Linked DNA regions of Homo sapiens: region 1 is linked to region 2. A link is a loop called in an ENCODE intact Hi-C map of the cell type or tissue named here. Cell type or tissue: heart left ventricle. All regions are shown on one strand. Links, peaks and the distances in the headings refer to the core of each region. The heading gives the core; the rest is flanking DNA. Region 1 overlaps USP4 (ubiquitin specific peptidase 4). Region 2 has its middle 20 kb from the start of NICN1.

Region 1 (11,294 bases), core at 2,160-10,159, 150 kb before region 2:
ATGCTTTGTGGTTATGCCGGGCACAATGGCTCACGCCTATGATCCCAGCACGTTGGGAGGTTGAGGCAGATGGATTGCTTGAGCCCAGGAGTTCGAGACAAGCCTGGGAAACATGCAGAAACCCTGTCTCTACAAAAAAAAGAAAAATTAGCTGGGCGTGGTGGCACACATCTGTAGTTCCCAGCTACTCAAAAGGCTGAGGTGGGAGGATTGCTTGAACCCAGGGAACGGAGGTTGCCGTGAGCTGAGATTGTGCCACTGCACTCCAGCCTGGGCGACAGAGCAAAAGAAAACAAACAAACAAAAAAACCTTTGTGCTTAAACAAGGTCTGAAGTCTACACACCAAGATTCACCTGTAGGATTCAAAAGGTGACACTCATTGTCCCGGACATGCCTAAGAAACAGGGTTAGGAGTAAAAATAGCAAACACACTCACAAGATGTTGTTACTGATTGAGTGCCTTTCATGTGCCCTGTCCTTTAATCGCATGACCTCAAATTGTAATTGCAGATCTGTGAAGCAGATATCCTTTTGCAGACAGGTAAACCAAGGTTCAGAGGGATGAAGTGACTTGTTCAAGTCCACCCCACACCTTGAGCTGGGGATCAGAGTGCCTTAGCTTCCAGAGTACCACAGATCACCCAGGGGCTGTTCAGAGACCTATTACCATTCCAACACCTCTGCTGCTGGACCTATAAACAAAATGTATTCCTACTTATCCCTAGCGGGAAATGAACATAACATTTCGGGCAAGAATAAGAAGCCAAATATTGAGGCCGGGTGCAGTAGCTCATGCCTGTGATCCCAGCACTTTGGGAAGCCGAGGTGTATGGATCACCTGAGGTCAGGAATTCGAGACCAGCCTGGCCAAGATGGTGAAACCCCATCTCTACTAAAAATACAAAAATTAGCCGGGCATGGTGGTGGGCGCCTATAATCCCACCATTGCACTACAGCCTGGGTGACAGAGTGAGACTCAGTCTCAAAAAAAAAAGAGAATCCAAATATTGGCCATGTGTGGCGGCTCACGCCTATGATCCCAGCACTCTGGGAGGCCAAGGTGGGTGGATTGCTTGAACTCAGGAGTTCAAGACCAGCCTGGGGAACATGGGAAAACCTTGCTTGTCTCCACAAAAAAGAAAAAAAAAGAAAAAGAAATTAGCTGGGTATGGTGACACATTCCTGTAGTCCTGGCTACTCAGGTGGATGAGGTGGGAGGATTGCTTGAGCCCAGGAGGTCAAGGCTGCAGTGAGCCATGATTGCGCCACTGTATTCCAGCCATATTCAACCCTAAAATACCAAAAATAATTTGGAGTATCTCTTGATGACAGCCTCAGGCCTGTAACCCCAGCACTTTGGAAGGCGAAGGTGAGCAGATCACTTGAGGTCAGGAGTTCGAGACCAGACTCGCCATGATGGAGACACCCCGTCTCTACTAAAAATACAAAACTAGCCAAGTGTGGTGGCGCACACCTATAGTACCAACTACTTGGGAGGCTGAGGTGGGAGAATCCCCTGAACCCAAGAGACTGAGGCTGCAGTAAGCCAAGATTGTGCCACTGCACTCCAGCCTGGCCAACAAAGTGGACTCCATATAGAAATAAATTAATTAGTTAAAGTCAGTTCTCACTTTCTAGGACTGCATGTCTTGGAGGAATCTGGACATTTGGTTTTGCAACTGATAATTTTTTGTTTTTGCTGGTTTTTGTTTTTGTTTGAGATGGAATGTTGTTCTGTTGTCCAGGCTGGAGTGCAATGATGCAATCTCAGCTCACTGCAACCTCCGCTTCCTGGGTTCAAGAGATTGTCGTGCTTCAGCCTCCCAAGTAGCTGGGATTACAGGCACACACTGCCATGCCTGGCTAATTTTGTATTTTTTAGTAGAGACAGGGTTTCACCGTGTTGGCCAGGCTAGTCTCGAACTCCTGACCTCAGATGATCTGCCTGCCTTGGCCTCCCAAAGTGCTGGGATTACAGGCATGAGCCATCGCACCCGTCTGCAACTGAGAATTTATGTGCTGGGCGCAGTGGCTCACACCTGTAATCCCAGCACTTCACGAGGGCAAGGTGGAAGGATAGCCTGAGCCTGGCAGGTTGAGGCTGCAGTAAACCATGATTGAACCACTGCACTCCAGACTGGGTGATAATCAAGACCCTACGCTTTTTTTTTGGAGACGGAGTCTCAATCTGTCGCCCAGGCTGGAGTGCAGTGGCGTGATCTTGGCTCACTGAAAGCTCTGCCTCCCGGGTTCACGCCATTCTCCTGCCTCAGCCTCCCAAGTAGCTGAGACTACAGGTGCCCACCACCACGCCTAATTTTTTGTATTTTTAGCAGAGATGGGGTTTCACTGTGTTAGCCAGGATAGTTTCGATCTCCTGACCTCGTGATCCACCCACCTCAGCCTCCCAAAGTGCTGGGATTACAGGTGTGAGTCACCGCACCCAGCCTCAAGACCCTACTCTTAAAAAAAAAAAAAAAAGCTGGGCACAGTGGCTCACACCTGTAATCCCAGCATTTTGGGAGGCTGAGGCAGGTGAATCATGAGGTCAGGAGTTCAAGACCAGCCTGGCCAAGATGGTGAAAACCCATCTCTACTAAAAATACAAAAATTAGCCAGGCATGGTGGCATGCGCCTGTAATCCCTGCTACTTGGGAGGCTGAGGTAGAGAGTTGCTTGAACCCAGGAGGCAAAGGTTGCAGTGAGCCAAGATCGCGCCACTGCGCTCCTGCATGGGCGACAGAGCAAGATTCCGTCTCAAAAAAAAAAAAAAAAAGAAAGAAAGAAAAAGAAAAGAAAAAATTTACAGCACTAGCTTGAAAGACATATATGGTTTTACAGAAAGCCACTGAGTCACGTAAGTCCCAAAAAGAAGAGTGACATGTCAGGTGGGGTGGCTCACACCTGTAATCCTAGCCCTCTGGGAGGCTAAGGCAGGAGTATTGCTTCAGGTCAGGAGTTCAAGACCAGCCTGAGCAACATGGCAAGACCCCTGGTCCTTTTTTTTTTCTTTTTTTGAGACAGAGTTTCACTCTGTCGCCCAGGCTGGAGTGCAGTGGCGCGATCTTGGCTCACTGCAAGCTCTACCTCCCGGGTTCACGCCATTCTCCTGCCTCCCAAGTAGCTGGGACTATAGGTGCCCGCCACCATGTCCGGCTAATTTTTTGTATTTTTAGTAGAGACGGGGTTTCACTGTGTTAGCCAGAATGGTCTCGATCTCCTGACCTCGTGATCCGCCCTCCTCGGACTCCCAAAGTGCTGGGATTACAGGCGTGAGCCACCACGCCCGGCCAACCCCTGGTCTTCACAAAAAATTTAAAAATTAGCTGGGTGTCGTGGCATGCACCTGTAGTCCCAGCTACTCTGGAGGCTGAGGTGGGACAATCACTTAAGCCCAAGAGTCTGAAGTAACAGTGAGCCATGATTGCACCACCACATTCCAGCCTGGGTGACAGGAATGAGACCCCTATCTGGAAAAAAAAAAAAAAAAAAGGAAGATTCCACAAGGTAGCAAAGTTGGACAACAGGCACTGGCAGAGTAGAATGTTGTAGACCTAACTCCTAACTCTGCTGCTGTAGGCAGAGCCCCAACCCAGTCCCAACCCCCTTCTCCCATGTGTGTAACACCTTTAGAAGAAGAGGGAAATCAGGAGGTATTTGGTCAGTCACAGCCACAGAGCATGGTGCATACTCACCTTCACAGCTGTTCCTGGAGCCATTGCAGGCCCCTGGCTCCAAGGGTGAGCTGCCAAACTCATCAGGTAAAGGCTGTTTCACATAGCGGCTTCAAAAAGAGAAAAAGAGAAGAAAAAAAAGATTGTTAGTTGTAACATTTATCTATTTTTTCCACCATGCGGCTAAGAAGTAGTTCATAATTTATATGGATGATAGCTACTGACAAAGCAATTTATGTAAATAGAAGTGCTTTAGAATTATCCACTGGGCCAGGTGTGGTGGCTAATCCCAGCACATTGGGAAGCCAAGGCAGGTGGATCACCTGAGGTCAGGAGTTCGAGACCAGCCTGGCCAACATGGTGAAACCCCATCTCTAGTAAAACTAAAAAAATTAGCTGGGCATGGTGGCACATGCCTGTAATCCCAGCTACTCAGGAGGCTGAGGCAGGAGAATTACTTGAACGTGGGAGGCAGAGGTTGCAGTGAGCCGAGATCATGCCACTAGGCACTCCAGCCTGGGCAGAGAGCAACTCTGTCTCAAAAAATAAATAAAATAAAATAAAATAACACAGTGGCTCAATATTTTAAGAAATTAAAAACACAAATGGCCAGGCATGGTGGCTCACACCTGTAATGCCGGCACTTTGGGAGGCCGAGGTGGGCAATCACCTGAGGTCAGGATTTCCAGACCAGTCTGGCCAACATGGTGAAACCCCATCTCTACTAAAAATACAAAAGTTTGGCCAGGCACGGTGGCTCATGCCTGTAATCCTAGCACTCTGGGAGGCTGAGATGGGAGTGTCACTTGAGGTCAGGAGTTTGAGACTAGCCTGGCCAACACGGTGAAACCTCCTCTCTACTAAAAATACAAAAATTAGCTGGAAATCACTTGAACCTGGGAGGTGAGGGTTGCAGTGAGCCGAGATTGTGCCACTGCACTCCAGCCTGGGCAACAGAGTGAAACTCCATCTCAAAAAAACAAACAAACAAACAAACAACAACAACAACAACAAAAACATACACACACAAAACTTAGCCGGGCGTGGTGGCACATGCCTGTAATCCCAGCTACTTGGGAGGCTGAGGCAGCAGAATCACTTGAACCTGGGAGGTAGAGGGTGCAGTGAGCCGAGATCGTGCCACTGCATTCCAGCCTGGGCGAGAGAGCAAGATTCCATCTCGGAAGGAAAAAAAAAAAACCCACAAGAAATTAGCCAATGAAGACTCTTAAGAAAGTTTGTCTCGAGTCTTATGTGAAAGTCATGTGGCACCATCAGTTTTGAAGGTATTTCCCAATAATCCTAATTTCCAGCTTCAGAACGATAGTGGAACACTTCAGAAATAAAATACAAATGCCATCAAAGCGCTAGCCTCCCTAACATGATTCTAAGAGGACTGGACTCCTAGGATCACGGTACCTAAGATGTGCCAGGTGGCTCATCCCAATAGCACCTGCCCTGGCCCATCCAGGGGCTGGCACAAGTGCATTTTTTTTTTTTTTTTTGAGATGGAGTCTCACTCTGTCACCCAGGCTGGAATGCAGTGGCGCGATCTCAGCTCACTGCAGCCTCTAGCTCCCAGGAGAATCAAGAATCAAGCGATTCTCCTGCCTCAGCATCCCGAGCAGCTGGGATTACAGGCACCCACCAGCATGCCTGGCTAATTTTATATTTTTAGTAGAGACGGGATTTCACCATCTTGGCCAGGCTGGTCTCAAACTCCTGACCTCAGGTGATCTGCCCGCCTTGGCCTTCCAAAGTGCTGGGAGTACAGGCATGAGCCACTGCACCCGGCAAATGCATTTCTTACAGAGGTGAGCATGTAGGATCAACACAGCCACTTGGCAGGAGTTGCCACTACTATTACTGGGTATATCTTCATCTCAGATAACAACCAAATCACATTCCTGCCACCAACCTGATACGATCACAAACAGCCTGGTACAAAGACTCAAGGGTTAACTTGTGCTTGGGGACAGAAAGCAATAGTGGCTGCCCATATAGCGCTGATGCGGAGGAAGTGCTTGATGGCCTGGACTTCCTCTCCCTGAAGTAGACTGGAAGCGTGACACATTCCGAGCCATCCACGGAAGTGCTGCAGACCTCGTACCTGCGTCAATCACACAAGAGGGCACTTTTAGCAGTAGGTCCTTGTGAACAACAGAGATCTGAGCTGAAGCTATGTGGTGGCCAGGGCTATGATTACTGGGACAGAGCATATTTGAGTAGAAAAGGTGGCTATAACTATTGCCAAGACGTTTCTAGAGGTTGAGTCAGGAATCCCTAGAAGGACCATTGTCAGCACAATGTGAACCTATACAACCTGGGGCTGAGGGCTAACCGTGATACTCCTTCTTCCAACCACGGCCTCAAACTCTGTGGTCCTTCAACTGGGACCCAACACAGATAACAGCCATCATTCAGATCATCACTCTGAACACAAAGGCACACAGCTGGGTCCAGCCACCAAGTTCATCTTTTGTCATCAAAGAGCTCATCTTTAAAAAATGTATTGAGTTGGCTGGGCGCGGTGGCTCACGCCTGTAATCCCAGCACTTTGGGAGGCCAAGGCGGGCGGATCACGAGGTCAGGAGATTGAGACCATCCTGGCTAACACGGTGAAACCCCATCTCTTCTAAAAATACAAACAATTAGACGGGCATGGTGGTGGGCACCTGCAGTCCCACCTACTCGGGAGGCTGAGGCAGGAGAATGGTGTGAACCCAGGAGGCGGAGCTTGTAGTGAGTCAAGATCTTGTCACTGCACTCCAGACTGGGCAACAGAGCGAGACTCCATCTCAAAAAAAAAAAAAAAAAAAAAAAAAAAAAGCATTGAGTGCCCTGCCCTTTAATAAGACCAAATATTGTACAAAGATGTACACCTAGGATATTAGCCAAACTCTTTTTTTCCAAATGAGCAAGCAAATTTATAAAAGTAATTGTCATCTTTGTTCAAAAACACTGAAGTGAAAGAATCGTATCTAATTCTGAAAAACATCAGAGATAACCAAAGAAACTGCTAGATACAAATCAATGATTTTGAAAAATGTGTCTTACTTAGTGAATACATGGGATTGAGGAGATTTATAGATGTTTTATCCTGGAACAGATGTTACCAAAATTGCTGGCAACCGACTGTAGTCTTTCCCTCTTCCTATAGGGGGAGACACAAACTTACTGATTCAAATTTTGAAACTAAACATATGCACGTGTGCGCGCGCGCGCGCACACACACACACACACACACCCCCCCCTCCCCAAATGCCTAGCAAACAGTCCTGACTGAAGTTTATGAAGGAGGAATTTCTAATACATAAAAATGTCCAAGGTGTGCTCTCGAGTAAATACTGTGGTCCAGCATAGTGGTAAAGAACCAGGCCTTGGAGTGCACCTGCCCCAGGTTCCAGGTCCACATTGCCATTTTCTGGCTGCTAGTAATAAGCACCTAACTTCTTAGTCTATTTATTCGGTGGACAATGGGATTACCCACTTTAAAAGGTGTGGTAAGAATTAAATAATTTAGTAGCACAGTGTACAACACATTAAAAAGTAGCAGATGCAGGCCGGGCACAGTGGCTCACACCTGTAATCCCAGCACTTTGGGAGGCCGAGGGGGACGGATTACGAGGTCAGGAGATCGAGACCACCCTAACTAACACAGTGAAACCCCATCTCTACTTAAAATACAAAAAATTGGCCAGGTGTGGTGGCACGCGCCTGTAGTCCCAGCTACTCAGGAGGCTGAGGCAGAATGGCATGAACCTGGGAGGCGGAGCTTGCAGTGAGCCACGATCACACCATTGTACTCCAGCCTGGGTGACACAGCAAGACTCTATCTCAAAAACATAAATAAATAAAAAATAAAAAATACCAGATGCTGGCCGAGCACAGTGGCTCACGCCTGTAATCCCAGCACTTTGGGAGGCCAAGGCGGGTGGATCACGAGGTCAGGAGATTGAGACCATCCTGGCTAACACGGTGAAGCCCTGGCTCTACTAAAAATACCAAAAATGAGCCAGGCGTGGTGGCGGGTGCCTGTAGTCCCAGCTACTCGGGAGGCTGAGGCAGAAAAATGGCATGAACCCGGGAGGCAGAGCTTGCAGTGAGCCGAGATTGCGCCACTGCACTCCTGCCTGGGAGACAGAGCGAGACTCCGTCTAAAAAAATAAAATAAAATAAAATAAAAATACCAGATGCTACTATTGCTTTCATAAAACAATTGTCAATTCAAATTCATCTATAAAAGAATTTGTTTTTCCAATGGTTGGCCCATAGGCCCTCTGAAAATTCCTTTGTTGGTGGTCTGCTAAGCTCCCCACAGGGTAATCCTCCAGTTCCTTTCAGCTCAGGTGTGTGAAAACACTACTTTCTGGAATTTACAGAGACCATGTTAAGGGCTTGGGGTTATATGTGAAAGTGGACTTTCCCATGTTCTAGCCCTTGGCACAGTGTCAGCTCTTGGCTGTGTCTGTGCAAGTGAGAACAGAAATAGATCTTGGGTGTGGCTAGGAACTATTCCTTTTAGAGAGATCTAGAAGTCATAGGCCCAAAAATGTAAAGGGAAGGAACTATCTCCTTTACATACTGAATTCCTCAGCCAAAAACAAAAACCAAAACAAAATCCTAAAACCCTTTCTCAGCAGAGGCAAGTTCCTGAGTGAGAGGTAAAGAGGGAGGGACAGTACGGCTGTGCTCCATACTTCCTGGGCAAGTGGCTGCCTGGGAGCAGCAGGCAAGTTCATGTATGGGAGCAGCCGGCAAGTTATTACACCACTGTGCCTGGAAGAGGGACACACACACAATTACACAGAGCAGCCATGAAGCAGCATGTGGGAAGGCAGAGGAGGCCTTTGTATTGTCCTCACAGAGATGAAGAAACTCAGTCTCAGAGCTTACAGAATGTTTGAGCTGAAAACAGCTGTTTAAATCAGCCCTGTCATTTCTGCATTGGGGATGGTAGTATCATGGTACTCGCTGAGAAGCTACAGCCTGTGGCAGAGAAAGGACAAGATCCTTCCGTACCACACCCCTACTACCATCTTCCCATCACACAGCTGGGATTCCTCTTAAGAAAGGCATCTCTGATGGTAGGACCATCTGTAGGAGCAGTGATTTGGCCTTCTTCATAGGCAAAACTGTTGAAAAAAGGCTGTGGCTGTGCTGAGGAGAGTTATCAGAATGTTTAGCTCTGCAGGGCAGGAGGGGTTGAGCACTGATGGCTGCCCACGATGCCCTCAATACCCATCTCTTGCACCCAGGGGTCAGGGCCAATCCACATGAGCAATGACTGCCCACATTTTTGTTCTGGAGATATGAATGCAGCAAAGTCTCTAGAATGTGTCCTCTGACCTGACCTGCAGCAGAAACTGCTGAGTACTCACACGAAAATGTCATCCCGAGGCATGATGTGGTTTAAACCTTCATCCATTTGGAAAATTTTGTGGAATCGGTGATTATACACATCTGCGACCACCATCTAAGAATGAACAGTAACAGAAAGACCACAGAATGGCTAAGAGTGCCCCTACTAACTGCTTAAAACCCAGAAACAAATGAAAAAAAAAATACTCATACTCAAATGTTGCCTCTAGAGAAACCACCACACAAACAGCCCCAGAGAGCTGAGGGCCAAGGCCCAAGGGGGAGCAGCATGGCTGCCATCAGAATTGAACATGCTGGTAGCATCTGCCCTCGACTGGCAGGAAGGGCGAGGAGTGTGGTGCTAACCAGAAACCAGCAGTTGTCCAGAGCCTCTGGAGTATTCCATAGTCTGCAGTCTCTATGCCACCCTCAGTGCACAGATCTGACAGCAGAGCCCTACTCCTGGTCCTTTGACCACGGCTAGTGTGAACCCAATGAAGGAAAGATAGTGTTTCCTGGAGCTGGAAGGGACAGTCTCAGTCACAATGTGCATAGTGAGTGAGGCATCCAGACACACACAAATAATCACATTTGTGCTGGCAATAACAACAACCCCAAAAAGTGGCTTCAAGGTTGAAAGTAAACTCCAAATGCTATGAAGTATCCCAAATAGACCGAGTGCCACTGATCACCCCGCCTTACATTTTCTGCAGCAATGCCAGACAGCCTGGAGAGAGCCTCGCACAGGTCGGACACAGCCCCCATCAGCGGCACAGTCACACGGTACTGCAAGACAGAGATGGTCAAGGTCACAGGGGTGCCCCACAAAGGGTGCGAAATGCATTAGGAGAAGCAGGCATCACTAGGGGCAGAGGAGCCCTTCTAGAAACAATGTATGGTGAGGTCAGGGTACAGATGAGTCAGAAGCAGAGCAAATAAGCAGGACCTCTATGTCAGCATCCTCCTCAATACACAGGCAGCAGCATGGGGGCTAGGCCATCTCTTTCTCTTCCAAACATTGCTTCATTTTATTCTTAATTCTTTAGAGTACTTTCTGAAGAACTGCTGAAATTATACAAATTCAAATTGCCATCTGGTCCTACCTTTTTATTTTATTTTTATTTTTTGTAGAGACAGGGTCTCAAACTCCTGGCCTCGAGCAATCCTCCCGCCTCAGCATCCCAAAGTGCTGGGATTACAGGTGTTGGCCACCAAGCCCGGCCTCAACTTTCTTTTTTTTCTTTTTTCTTTTTTTTCTGAGACACAGTCTTGCTCTGTCACACAAGCTGGAGCGCAGTGACGCGATCTTGGCTCACTGCAACCTCCACCTCCCGGGTTCAAGCGATTCTCCTGCCTCAGCCTCCTGAGTAGCTGGGATTACAGGCGCGCACCACCACGCCTGGATAATTTTTGTATTTTTAGTACAGACAGGGTTTCACCATGTTGGTCAGGGTGGTCTCGAACTCCTGACCTCGTGATCTGCCCGCCTCGGCCTCCTGAAGTGCTGGGATTACAGGGGTAAGCCACCGTGCCCAGCCTGCCTCAACTTTTTTTTTTTTTTGAGACGGAGTCTCGCTCTGTCGCCCAGGCTGGAGTGCAGTGGCGCAATCTTGGCTCGCTGCAAGCTCCGCCTCCCGGGTTCACGCCATTCTCCTGCCTCAGCTGCCCGAGTAGCTGGGACTACAGGCGCCCGCCACCATGCCTGGCTAATTTTTTGTATTTTTAGTAGAGACGGGGTTTCACCGTGTTAGCCAGGATGGTCTGGATCTCCTGACCTCGTGATCTGCCCGCCTCGGCCTCCCAAAGTGCTGGGATTACAGGCGTGAGCCACCGCGCCCGGCCCTCAACTTTCTTTAGAGACAAAGAAACCAAAACCAGAAGGCTAAGCAATACAATTACTCAGTGAGCCATCAGCAGGGTAAGACACTAAGACCTGCTGCTCACACCTCTCATCTGGCCTAATCTTCTGTACAGGCTGTCCTAGGTTATGTGAGGGTATATCTGAGTACGAAAAGAACCGTGCTTCTGGTTCCCCAACATTCAGATTCAAGAACCACTTAGTAGATCAGGTTACTTTAGTCGCGTGAATGAAGTGTGGCCAAAAAAGTGACAGAGGCCGGGTGCGGTGGCTCACGCCTGTAATCCCAACACTTTGGGAGGCCAAGATGGGCAGATTACTTGAGGTCAGGAGTTCTGGCCAACAAGGTAACATCCTGTCTCTACTATGTCTCTACTAAAAATACAAAAATTAGCTGAGC
Region 2 (11,294 bases), core at 1,827-9,826:
CGATTCTCCTGCCTCAGCCCCTGGAATAGCTGGGATTATAGGCATGTGCCACCACGCCCAGCTAATTTTGTATTTTTAGTAGAGATGGGGTTTCTCCATTTTGGTCAGACCGGTCTCGAACTCCCGACCTCAGGTGATCTGCCTGCCTCGGCCTCCCAAAGTGCTGGGATTATAGGCATGAGCCACCATGCTGGCTGTACAGGTGGATTTTTAAAGGAAAGAAGAAGCAATTCCTGAGTTGTTACCAATAACTTATATTAAAATAACATAAGCCATTGATTGCTTATATATTGTTTCTTTTTTCTTTTTTTTAATTGAGACAGGGTGTCACTATGTTCCCCAGGCTGGTCTCCTGGACTCAAGCAATCCTCCAGTCTCAGTCTCCCAAAGTGCTGGGATTACAAGTGTGAGCCACCCTGCCCAGGCCCCATTGCTTCTTTATATCACAAATTCCAGGAGCATGAAGATAATGGGTGAGGCAGTCAAGAACAAAATGACTTTTTTTTTCAAGACAAGCTATTGCTTCTGTCACCTAGGCTGGAGTGTAGTGGTGTAATCATAGCTCACTGCAGCCTCAAACTCCTGGGCTCAAGCACTCCTCTTGGGACTAGCACTAGGACTGCAGGCTCAGGCTACAGCAAGAATATTTTTCTTTACTTTTTTTCGTAAAGACAGGAGCTCACTATGTTGTTCAGGCTGGTCTCAAACTCCTGGCCTCAAGGGATCCTCCTGCCTCTGTCTCCCAAAGCACTGGAATTACAGGCATGAGTCACTGTGCCTGACCCAAAATAACCTTAAGCAACTGCCCCCAGGCATGGGCTTGAGGGAGGGAGCATGACTGAAGTTTCATACCGGAAGTCTCTCTGTGCCTGCACACCACACATAATTCAGACTGCTCTGAGCTATTTTTTCTTACAATTTTTTTCTTTTTTTTCTTTTTTTCTTTGAGACAGAGTCTCGCTCTGTTCCCCAGGCTGGAGTGCAGTGGCATGATCTCGGCTCACTATAACCTCCACCTCCTGGGATCAAGCACTTCTCCTGCCTCAGCCTCCCAAGTAGCTGGGATCACAGGCGCCCACCACCACGCCTGGCTAATTTTTAGTATTTTTAGTAGAGACGGGGTTTCCCCATGTTGTCCAGGCTGGTCTCGAACTCCTGACCTCATGTGATCTGCCCGCCTCAGCCTCTCAAAGTGCTAGGATTTTGAAAGTGCCAGGCGTGAGCCACTGGGCCTGGCCATTTCTTATAATTTCTTTGTGTTCATTTATTTATTTATTGTCTTTTTTTTTTTTTTGGTGGAGAATGGGGTCTCGCTATATTGCCCAGGCAGGTCTGGAACTCCTGGGCTCAAGCTATTCTCCTGCCTCTGCCTACCTAAGAGCTGGGGTTACAGGTGTGAGCCACCACGCCCGGCCATTCATTCATTCATTCATTCTTTCTTTGAGACAAGGTCTGGCTCTGTTGCCCAGGCTGGAGTGCAGTGGCCTATCTCAGCCATCCTCCCACTTCAGCCTCCTGAATAGCTGGGACTACAAGCATAGGCCACCCTACCCAGCTAGTTTTTGTATTTTTTGTAGAGACTGGGTTTCATGGTGTTGCCAAGGCTGGTCTCGAAACCCTGAGCTCAAGCAATCTGCCCACCTCAACTTCCCAAAGTGTCCTTATATTTAAAGTAAGACTCTTGGGGGCAGCATATAGCTGGATCTTGTCTCTTTTAATCCATCTTCCAATCTTGTCAAAAACAAAATCACAACAAATTTAGTTTAAGGATCGCTTTTTTTTTTTTTTTGAGATGGAATTTTGCTCTTGTTGCCCAGATTGGAGTGGAATGGCGCAGTCTCAGGTCACTGCAACCTCTACCTCCCAGGTTCAAATGATTCTCCTGCCACAGCCTCCTGAGTAGCTGGGATTACAGGCACCCGCCACCACACCTGGCTAATTTTTGTATTTTTAGTAGAATCAGGGTTTCACCATGTTGGCCAGGCTGGTCTTGAACTCCTGACTTCAGGTGACCCACCTGTCTTGGACTCCCAAAGTGTTGGGATTACAGGCGTGAGCCACTGTGCCCAGCAAGGATCTCCTTTTTTTTCCTTTTTTCTTTTCTTTCTTTTTTTTTTTTTTTTCTGAGATAGAATCTCTGTCGCTCAGGCTGGAATGCAGTGGAGTGGCTCACTGAAGCCTTGAACTCCTGGGCTCAGGTGACTCTCCCATCTCAGCTTTCTGAGTAGCTGAGACTACAGGTGCACGCCACAGTGCCCAGCTAGTTTAAGGATCTTAACTGGCTTTTATCTATGATTCCACAATCAGGCAACACTTCATTCTATAAAATAGAATGAGGCTGGGCGTGGTGGCTCACGCCTGTAATCCCAACACTTTGGGAGGCTGAGGCAGGTGGATCTCTTGAGGCCAGGGGTTCAAGACCAGCCTGGCCAACATGGTGAAACCCCGTCTCTACTAAAAAATGCAAAAATTAGCCAGGTGTGGTGGCACATGCCTGTAATCCTAGCTACTCCAGAGGCTGAGGCACAAGAATCTCTTAAACCCGGAAGGTGGAGGTTGCAATAAGCTGAGATTGCGCCACTGCACTCCAGCTTGGGCAACAGAGTGAGGCTCTGTTTCAAAAAAATAAAATAAAATAAAATACAGTGAGTGTTCTGATGAACTGAGCAGAGCAGTTTGGCTGCGTAGGCAGAAAAGGGTTGAGGAAAGCAGAAACAGTGAACAAAAGGGGATTGGTTCTTTCAAAAGTATGTTCTTTGTAGAGGTTAAAGCAGAGGGAATTTCTCTATCATGTTGTCTAAAATTGACTTGTTTGGAGATTTGGCTATTATCTCTCTCTCTCCTGATTTCTTTTCTTTTTCTTTCTTTCTTTTTTTTTTTTGAGATGGAGTTTTGCTCTTGTTGCCCAGGCTGGAGTGCAATGGCATGATCTTCACTCACTGCAACCTCTGCCTCCTGGGTTCAAGCAATTCTCCTGCCTCAGCCTCCCAAGTAGCTGGGATTACAGGTATGCGCCACCACGCCGGGCTGATTTTGTATTTTTAGTAGAGATGGAGTTTCTTCATGTTGGTCAGGCTGGTCTTGAACTTCTGACCTCTAGTGATCCGCCTGCCTCGCCCTCACAAAGTCCTGGGATTACAGGCATGAGCCACTGCACTCGGCCTCTCTCTCCTAATTTCTTGGAAGATTAGATAAATAATTTAGTTGCAGCTTCGTGGAATGGCACTTCAGCACAAGTAACTCAATTTTGGTTTGGTCTTTTGGGCCTAGTACAGGAGTTCTACCCAAACCAATGGCCTGCTATAAATATGATTTAATACTCAGGTGACCCACCCGGCCTATTGTTTATAGGCAAATAGTAGCCGGGTGCTGTGGCTCACACCTGTAATCCCAAAACTTTGGGAGGCCAGGGCAGGCGGGTCACCAGAGGTCAGGAGTTAGAGAACAGCCTGGGCAACATGGCAAAACCCCATCTCCACAAACATTGCAAAAAAAAAGAAAAATTAGCTGGGTGTGGTTGCACACACCTGTAGTCCCAGCTACTCAGGGGGTTGAGGCAGGAGGATCACTTGAGCCCAGAAGGTCAAGGCTGTAGTGACATATGATCTCAGCATTGCAGTCCAGCCTGGGTGACAGAGTGAGACCCTGTCTCAATAAAAAGAAAACAAACAAAAAGAAATAGTTTAAAGTTTTCTCAGTTTTAATTTCTAATATCATAAACATAGATAGATATAACTCATAGTTAAAGTCTCCCTTAGGCTGGGCGAGGTGACTCACAACTGTAATCCAAGCACTTTGGGAGGCCCAATCAGGAGGATCACTTGCACCCAGAAGTTTAAGACCAGCCTTGGCAACAGAGGGAAACCTCATCTCTACCAAAAAAAAAAAAAAAAAAAAAAAAATTGGTGGGCATGGTGGTACACGCCTGTAGTCCCAGCTACTCGGGAGACCGAGGCACAAGAGGATTGCTTGAGCTGGAGAGTTTTAGCCTGCAGTGAGCCATGATTATATTACTGCACTCTAGCCTGGGCAACAGAGCAAGACCCTATCTCAAAATAACTAAATAAATAAAAAGTCTCGGCTGGGCAAGGTGGCCCATGCCTGTAATCCCAGCACTTTGGAAGGCCAAGGCAGGTGGATCACTTGAGGCCGGGAGTTCAAGACCAGACTGGCCAACATAGAGAAACCCTGTCTCTACTAAAAATACAAAAAATTAGCCAGGCGTGGTGGCGGGCGCCTGTAGTCCCAGTTACTAGGGAGGCTGAGGCAGGAGAATGGCATGAACCCGGGAGGTGGAACTTGCAGTGAGCCGAGATTGCACCACTGCACTCCATCCAGCCTGGGCGACAGAGCGAGACTCCATCTCAAAAAAAAAAAATTATCTGGGTGTGGTAGCATCTGCCTGTAAATCCCAGCTACTCGGGAAGGCTGAGACATGAGAATCGATTGAACCTGGGAGGTGGAGGCTGCAGTGTGCCATGATCATGCCACTAAACTCTAACCTGGGCGACATAGTGAGGCCAGACACGGTGGCTCACGCCTGTAATCCCAGCACTTTGGGAGGCCAAGGCAGGTGGATCATCTGAGGTCAGGAGATCAAGACCAGCCTGACCAACATGGTGAAACCCCGTCTCTACTAAAAATACAAAAATTAGCTGGGTGTGGTGGTGGGCACCTGTAATTCCAGCTACTTGGGAGGCTGAGGCAGGAAAATCACTTGAACCCAGGAGGTGGAGTTTGCAATGAGCCAAAAATCATGCCATTGCACTCCAGCCTGGGTAGCAGAGCAAGACTCCGTCTCAAAAAAAAAAAAAAAGAAAAAAAGAAAGAAAGAAATAGGTTAAATTTATTTTAATAGGATATTTCACTTGTATATAAAAGATGATCATTTCAACATAAAAATTAATGTTTAAAATATTAGTTTAGGTCATTTTTTCCATACGAAATATTTGACATTGGTGTATATTTTACACTTACAGCACATCTCAATTTGAACTAGCCACATTTCTTTTATTTTTATTTTTATTTTTTTTAGATGGAGTTTCGCTCTGTCGCCCAGGCTGGAGTGCAGTGGCACGATCTCGGCTCACTGCAACCTCCGCCTTCCTGGTTCAAGCGATTTTCCGGCTTAGCCTCCCAAGTAGCTGGGACTATAGGGGCACCCACGCCCGGCTAATTTTTTGTATTTAAGTAGAGACGGGGTTTCACCGTGTTGCCCAGGCTGGTCGCGAACTCCTGAGCTCAGGCAATCCGCCCGCCTTGGCCTCCCAAAGTGCTGGGATTACAGGCGTGAGCCACAGCGCCTGGCCCTTTTTTTTTTTTGAGATGGAGTCTCGCTCTGTCGCCCAGGCTGGAGTGCAGTGGCGCGATCTCGGCTCACTGCAACCTCCGCCTCCCAGGTTCAAGCGATTCTCCTGCCTCGGCCTCCTGAGTAGCTGGGATTACAGGCACCCGCCACCACGCCCGGCTAATTTTTGTATTTTTAGTAGAGACGGGGTTTTACCATGTTGGTCAGGCTGGTCTCGAACTCCTGACCTCGTTCGTATTCTGCCCACCTCGGCCTCCCAAAGTGCTGGGATTACAGGCATGAGCCACCGCGTCCCGCGGACTAGCCACATTTCAAGTGCTCAGTAGCCATGTGTAAACTGGTGACTATCATATTTGACAACACATCTCTAAAATGCACCCCTTGTAAAAGTAGGACTTTGTCTTGTTCATGGCCAAATTCTCAGTGTCTAGAATAGGCCTTGGCACATAGGTGTTTAGTTGGTGTTTAATTAGTGAATGATGACCTTCCGTTTCCTTGGCACCATTTCCTGCGACCAGTCCCTATCTCAGGTCTCCGAGAACAGTCTCTAACCTGGCAACCCTCAGATATAATAAGGACAGTTAGCGCCATCTGCTGGAAGATGGAGCATCACCTGCCTCTGAGAATCAAGCTCATCTATCCAAGGCTGATGGGGCCTGGAATGATATTCCTTACCTTAACCTCGGATCCCCAACTTTCCAAAGGTTTTTCTCTGCTCTTATGTCCTAGCATTACCAAGACAATGAAAAATAACAACACTGTGCCAGGCTCCCTTTTGTATGGTCCACACCTGAATTCTGGAAATGGCTGGCTGAAAGAGTATTTTGCAAGCCCATTCATTCTCTGCCCAGCCCTTTTTTTTTCTTCCTTCCTTCCCTTCTTCTTTCTTTCTTTTCCTCCCTCCCTCCTTCCCTCCTTCCTTCCTTCCCTCCCTCCTTCCTTCCTTCTCTCTCTTTCTTTCCAGAGACCCATAAAGACTGCCCACAGCCTTCAAGGTAAGAACTCCTGCCCTCAGAGGATGTATGCATAAACTTGTAGTAAATGGGTCAGGCGTGGCAGCTCACATTTGTAATCCCAGGACTTTGGGAGCCCGAGGCAGGCGGACCACAAGGTCAGGAGTTTGAGACCAGCCTGGCCAACATGGTGAAACCCCGTCTCGCTCTTTTTTTTTTTTTGAGACGGAGTCTTGCTTTGTTGCCAGGCTGCAGCACAGTGATGTGATCTCGGCTCACTGCAACCTTCACCTCCTGGGTTCAAGCGATTCTCTTGCCTCAGCCTCCCGAGTAGCTGGGAATACAGTTGCATGCCACCACGCTCAGCTAATTTTTGTATTTTTAGTAGAGAAGAGGTTTCACCATGTTGGCCAGGATGGTCTCGATCTCCTGACCTCATGATCCGCCCGCCTCGGCCTCCCAAAGTGCTGGGATTACAGGCGTGAGCCACCATGCCCAGCCAGGGGAAACCCTGTCTCTACTAAAAATACAAAAAATAGCCGGGCGTGGTGGTATGCGTCTGTAATCCCAGCTTCTCGGGAGGCTGAGGCAGGAGAATCCCTTGAACCTGGGAGGGGGAGGTTGCAGTGAGCTGAGATCGAGCCATTGCACTTCAGCCTGGGCGACGAGAGCGAGACTCCGTCTCAAAAAAAAAAAAAAAAAGAAAGAAAAGAAACTGAGTGGAAAGGTAAGAAAACTGAATGGAAAAATAGGAAGATTGAATAACTTGCTCAAAGCCACACAGCTGATGAGTGGTCATAGAATCCTTCTGCCAAATTGTATATAGATCTAGTTTCAGCTTTATGATTTTTTTTATTTAACAAATATTTTGCTGGGTACAGTGGCTCATGCCTGTAATCCCAGCACTTTGGGAGGGTGAGGCAGGAGGATTGCTTGATCCCAGGAGTTTGAGGCCAGGCTGGGCAACATAGTGAGACCCTGTCTCTAAAAAAAATAAATAAATATAGGCCTGGCACGGTGGCTCACACCTGTAATCCCAATGCTTTGTGAGGCCAAGGCGGGTGGATCACCTGAGGCCAGGAGTTTGAGACCAGCCTAGCCAACATTGTGAAACCCCGTCTCTCCTAAAAATACAAAAGTTAGCAAGGCATGATGACCTGTAGTCCCAGCTACTCGGGAGGCTGAGGCAGGAGAATCGCTTGAACCCAGGAGGCAGAGGCTGCCGTGAGCCAAGATCGCGCCACAGCACTCAAACCTGGGCACCACAGAGCAAGACTCTGTCTCAAAAGAAAAAACAAACGAATATATATATATATAAAATAAAAAACTATTATTTACTGAACACTTTTCTCACAGAAACATACAGCAAAGGTTCTCCTCTCATAGAGCTTTTGTTTGTTTGTTTGTTTTTTGAGACGGAGTCTCGCTCTGTCTCCCAGGCTGGAGTGCAGTGTAAACCCAGCACCACTACGGGAGGCAGAGGTGGGTGGATCACTTGAGGTCAGGAGTTCGAGACCAGCCTGGCCAACATGATGAAATCTCATCTCTACTAAAAACACACACACAAAATTAGTTGGGCGTTGTGGCAGGCGCCCGTAATCCCAGCTACTCAGGAGGCCGAGGCAGGAGAATTGTTTGAACCCGGGAGGCAGAGTTTGTAGTGAGCTGAAATTGCGCCATTGCACTCCAGCCTGGGCCACAGAGCAAGACTATGTCTCAAAAAAATAAAATAAAATAAAATAAAATAGGCCGGGCGCAGTGGCTCACGCCTGTAATCCAAGCACTTTGGGAGGCCGAGGTGGGCAGATCACCTGAGGTTAGGAGTTCGAGACCAGACTCAGCATGGAGAAACCCCATCTCTACTAAAAATACGAAATTAGCTAGGCATGGTGGTGCATGCTTGTAATCCCAGCTACTCGGGAGGCTGAGGCAGGAGAATTGCTTGAACCTGGGAGGCAGAGGTTGCGGTGAGCTGAGATTGCGCCATGGCACTCCAGCCTGGGCAACAAAAGCGAAACTCTGTCTCAAAAAATAATAATAATAATAAAATAAAATAGTTCTTTGCGAGGCTGAGGTGGGAAGATTGCTTGAGCACAGGAGTTCAAGACTGCAGTGGGCCGTGATCGCCCCACTGTACTCCAGCCTGGGCCACCAAACAAGATCTGTCCAAAAAAACAAAACAAAACAAAAAGCCAGGCATGGTGGCTCATGCCTGTAATCACAACACATTGGGAGGCCAAGGTGGGTGGATCACCTGAGGTCAGGAGTTCAAGACCAGTCTGGCCATCATAGGGAAACCCTGTCTCTACTAAAAATACAAAAAATTGGCCAGGCGTAGTGGCTCATGCCTGTAATCCCAGCACTTTGGGAGGCCGAGGCGGGAGAATCACCTGAGGTTGTGAATTCGAGACCAGCTTGGCCAACATGGTGAAACCCCATCTCTATTAAAAATACAAAAATTGGCCGGGCGCGGTGGCTCACGCCTGTAATCCCAGCACTTTGGGAGGCCGAGGCGGGTAGATCACGAGGTCAGGAGATCGAGACCATCGTGGCTAACACAGCGAAACCCTGTCTCTACTAAAAATACAAAAAAATTAGCCGGGCGTGGTGTCGGGCGCCTGTAGTCCCAGCTACTCGGGAGACTGAGGCAGGACAATGGCGTGAACCTGGAAGGCGGAGCTTGCAGTGAGCCGAGCTTGCACCACTGCACCTCCAGCCTGGGTGACAGAACGAGACTCCATCTCAAAAAAAAAAAAAATACAAAAATTAGCTGGGTGTGGTGGTGCATGCCTGTAATCCCAGCTACTCGGGAGGCTGAGGCAGGAGAACTGCTTGAACCCGGGAGGCGGAGGTTGCAGTGAGCTGAGATCGCACCATGAGACTCCAGCCTGGGCGACAGAGTGAGACTCCGTCTCAAAGAAAAACCAAAAAAAAAAAAAATTAGCTGGATGTGTCAGCTTGTACCTGTACCTGTAATCTCAGCTACTAGGGAGGCTGAGGCAGGAGAGTCACTTGAAACCAGGAGGCAGAGGTTGCAGTGAGCTGAGATCACGCCACTGCACTGCAGTCTGGATGACAGAGTGAGACTCTGTCTCAAAAAAAAAATATATATATATATACACACACACACACACACACACACACACACATACAAACACACATACATACATACACACACACATATAAATGTAGTGAGTGACTGATACTGCCAATAAATAAAAGGAAAAACAGAAGGATTAGTGATGGATGTGTGTGTTTGTGGATGAGAGCTCAGAGCCTCAAAAGCCTCCAGGAGTCCACAAACTGGCAGCCAGACCCATCTGGACGGGCAGAAGGTAAGGAAGCAATGTTGACAGTCTAGGCAAATCTATTGGGCGTGGACTGCTCTGTACTCACAAGTGCAGGCCTAGCTTCTCAACTGAGTTTGGAACTACCTTTCTTTCTTTCTTTCTTTTCTTTTTTTTTTTTTTTTTAGAAACAGGGTTGGCCGGGCACAGTGGCTCACGGCTGTAATCCCAGTACTTTGGGAGGCCAAGGCGGGTGGGTCACCTGAGTTCAGGAGTTCAAGACCATCCTGGCCAACATGGCGAAACTCCGTTTCTATTAAAAATACAAAAATTAAGCAGGCGTGGTTTGGGAGGGATGGCGCCTGTAATCCCAGCTACTGGGGAGGCTGAGGCAGGAGAATTGCTTGAAGCTGGGACCCAGAGGTTGCAGTGAGCCCATTGCACTCCAGCCTGGGTGACAAGAGCAAGACTCCGTCTCAAAAAAACAAAAAAGAAAGAGCGGTGGCTCACGCCTGTAATCCCAGCACTTTGGGAGGCTGAGGCGGGTGGATCACAAGGTCAGGAGTTCAAGATCAGCCTGGCTAAGATGGTGAAACCCTGTCTCCACTAAAAATACAAAAAAATTAGCCTGGCGCAGTGACAGGAGCCTGTAATCCCAGCTACTCGGGAGGCTGAAGCAGGAGAATTGCTTGAACCTGCGGAGGCGGAGGTTGCAGTGAGCCAAGATCACACCAGTGCACTCCAGCCTGGGTGACAGAATAAGACTCCATAAAAAAGAAAGAAAGAAAGAAAGAAAAGGAAGGAAGGAAGGAAAGAAGGAAGGAAGGAAGGAAGGAAAGAAAGAAAGAGAGAGAGAGAGGGAGAAAGAAAGAAAGGAAAGAAAGAGAGAGAGAGAGGGAGAAAGAAAGTAAGAAAGAAAGAAAGACAGACAGACAGAGACAGACAGGGTCTTGGCCAGGCAAGGTGGCTCATGCATGAAATCCCAACATTTTGGGAGGCCAGGGCGGGCAGATCACCTGAGCTCAGGAGTTAGAAACCAGCTTGGGCAACATAGCAAAACCCTATCTCGACAAAAATTACAAAAATTAGCAAGGGGTGTTTCGGAGTCTACTCTGGCTCAGGAGGCTGCCTGTAAAAAAACAAAACAAACAAACAAAAAAATTAGCCAAGCGTGGTGGCATGTGCCTATAGTTCTAGCTGCTTGGGAGGGTAAGGTGGGAGGATTGCATAAGCCTGGGAGGTTGAGGCTACCGTGAGCTGTGATTGAGCCATTGCACTCCAGCCTAGGTGACAGAGTGAGACTCTGTCTCAAAAATAAATAAATACATAAATAAGAAACTCGGTCTCTGTCACCCAGACTTGAGTGCAATGGCATGTTCACAGCTCACAGCAGACTCGACCTCTTGGGCTCAAAGGATCCTCTCAGCTCAGCCTCTTGAGTAGCTGGGACTACAGATGCATGCCACCATGTCTGGCTAATTTTTTTTTCTTTTCTTTTTTTTTTTTGTTTTATAGATAAGGTCTTGCTATGTTGCCCTGGCTGGTCTGAACTCCTGGCTTCAAGCAAAGCAATTCTCCCACCTAGATCTCCCCAAGCGCTGGAATTACTGGCGCAAGGCACCATACCCAGCCAGAAGCTGCCATTTCTTTTCCACTGTCTCTTGTAGGATGATTTGAAGTAGCTCTAAGCAGGTGGCAGAGCAGGTGAGTCTCTCAAGGCTTTCCTAGCCCAACCCCTCAGGCTCT

The links. Hi-C counts contacts between places; a loop is a spot of excess contacts. Peaks named below come from ENCODE experiments on the same cell type or tissue, not always from the same donor. Only the 100,000 strongest peaks of a DNase experiment are listed, where the experiment ranks them.
Region 1: a loop joins it to region 2, with 10 times the contacts of the local background. A loop is called at or near these places in 50 of 110 quality-filtered maps.

What each region holds. Positions count from the first base shown.
Region 1 is chr3:49,288,814-49,300,107 of GRCh38, forward strand. It overlaps USP4 (ubiquitin specific peptidase 4), which reads right to left. Exons shown (of 22, transcript NM_003363.4): 12 at 9,739-9,822; 13 at 9,057-9,151; 14 at 5,594-5,785; 15 at 3,697-3,785. Among named protein-coding and RNA genes, the nearest start is that of C3orf62, 17 kb to the left of the region's middle. In heart left ventricle, for the core only: a CTCF peak has its summit at 6,840; a DNase peak (open chromatin) is centred at 8,127; H3K27ac peaks cover 1,683 bases.
Region 2 is chr3:49,443,390-49,454,683 of GRCh38, forward strand. No RefSeq gene overlaps it. Among named protein-coding and RNA genes, the nearest start is that of NICN1, 20 kb to the left of the region's middle. RefSeq lists enhancers at 759-1,108, 5,596-5,735. In heart left ventricle, for the core only: a CTCF peak has its summit at 5,918 (motif pointing left); a DNase peak (open chromatin) is centred at 5,907.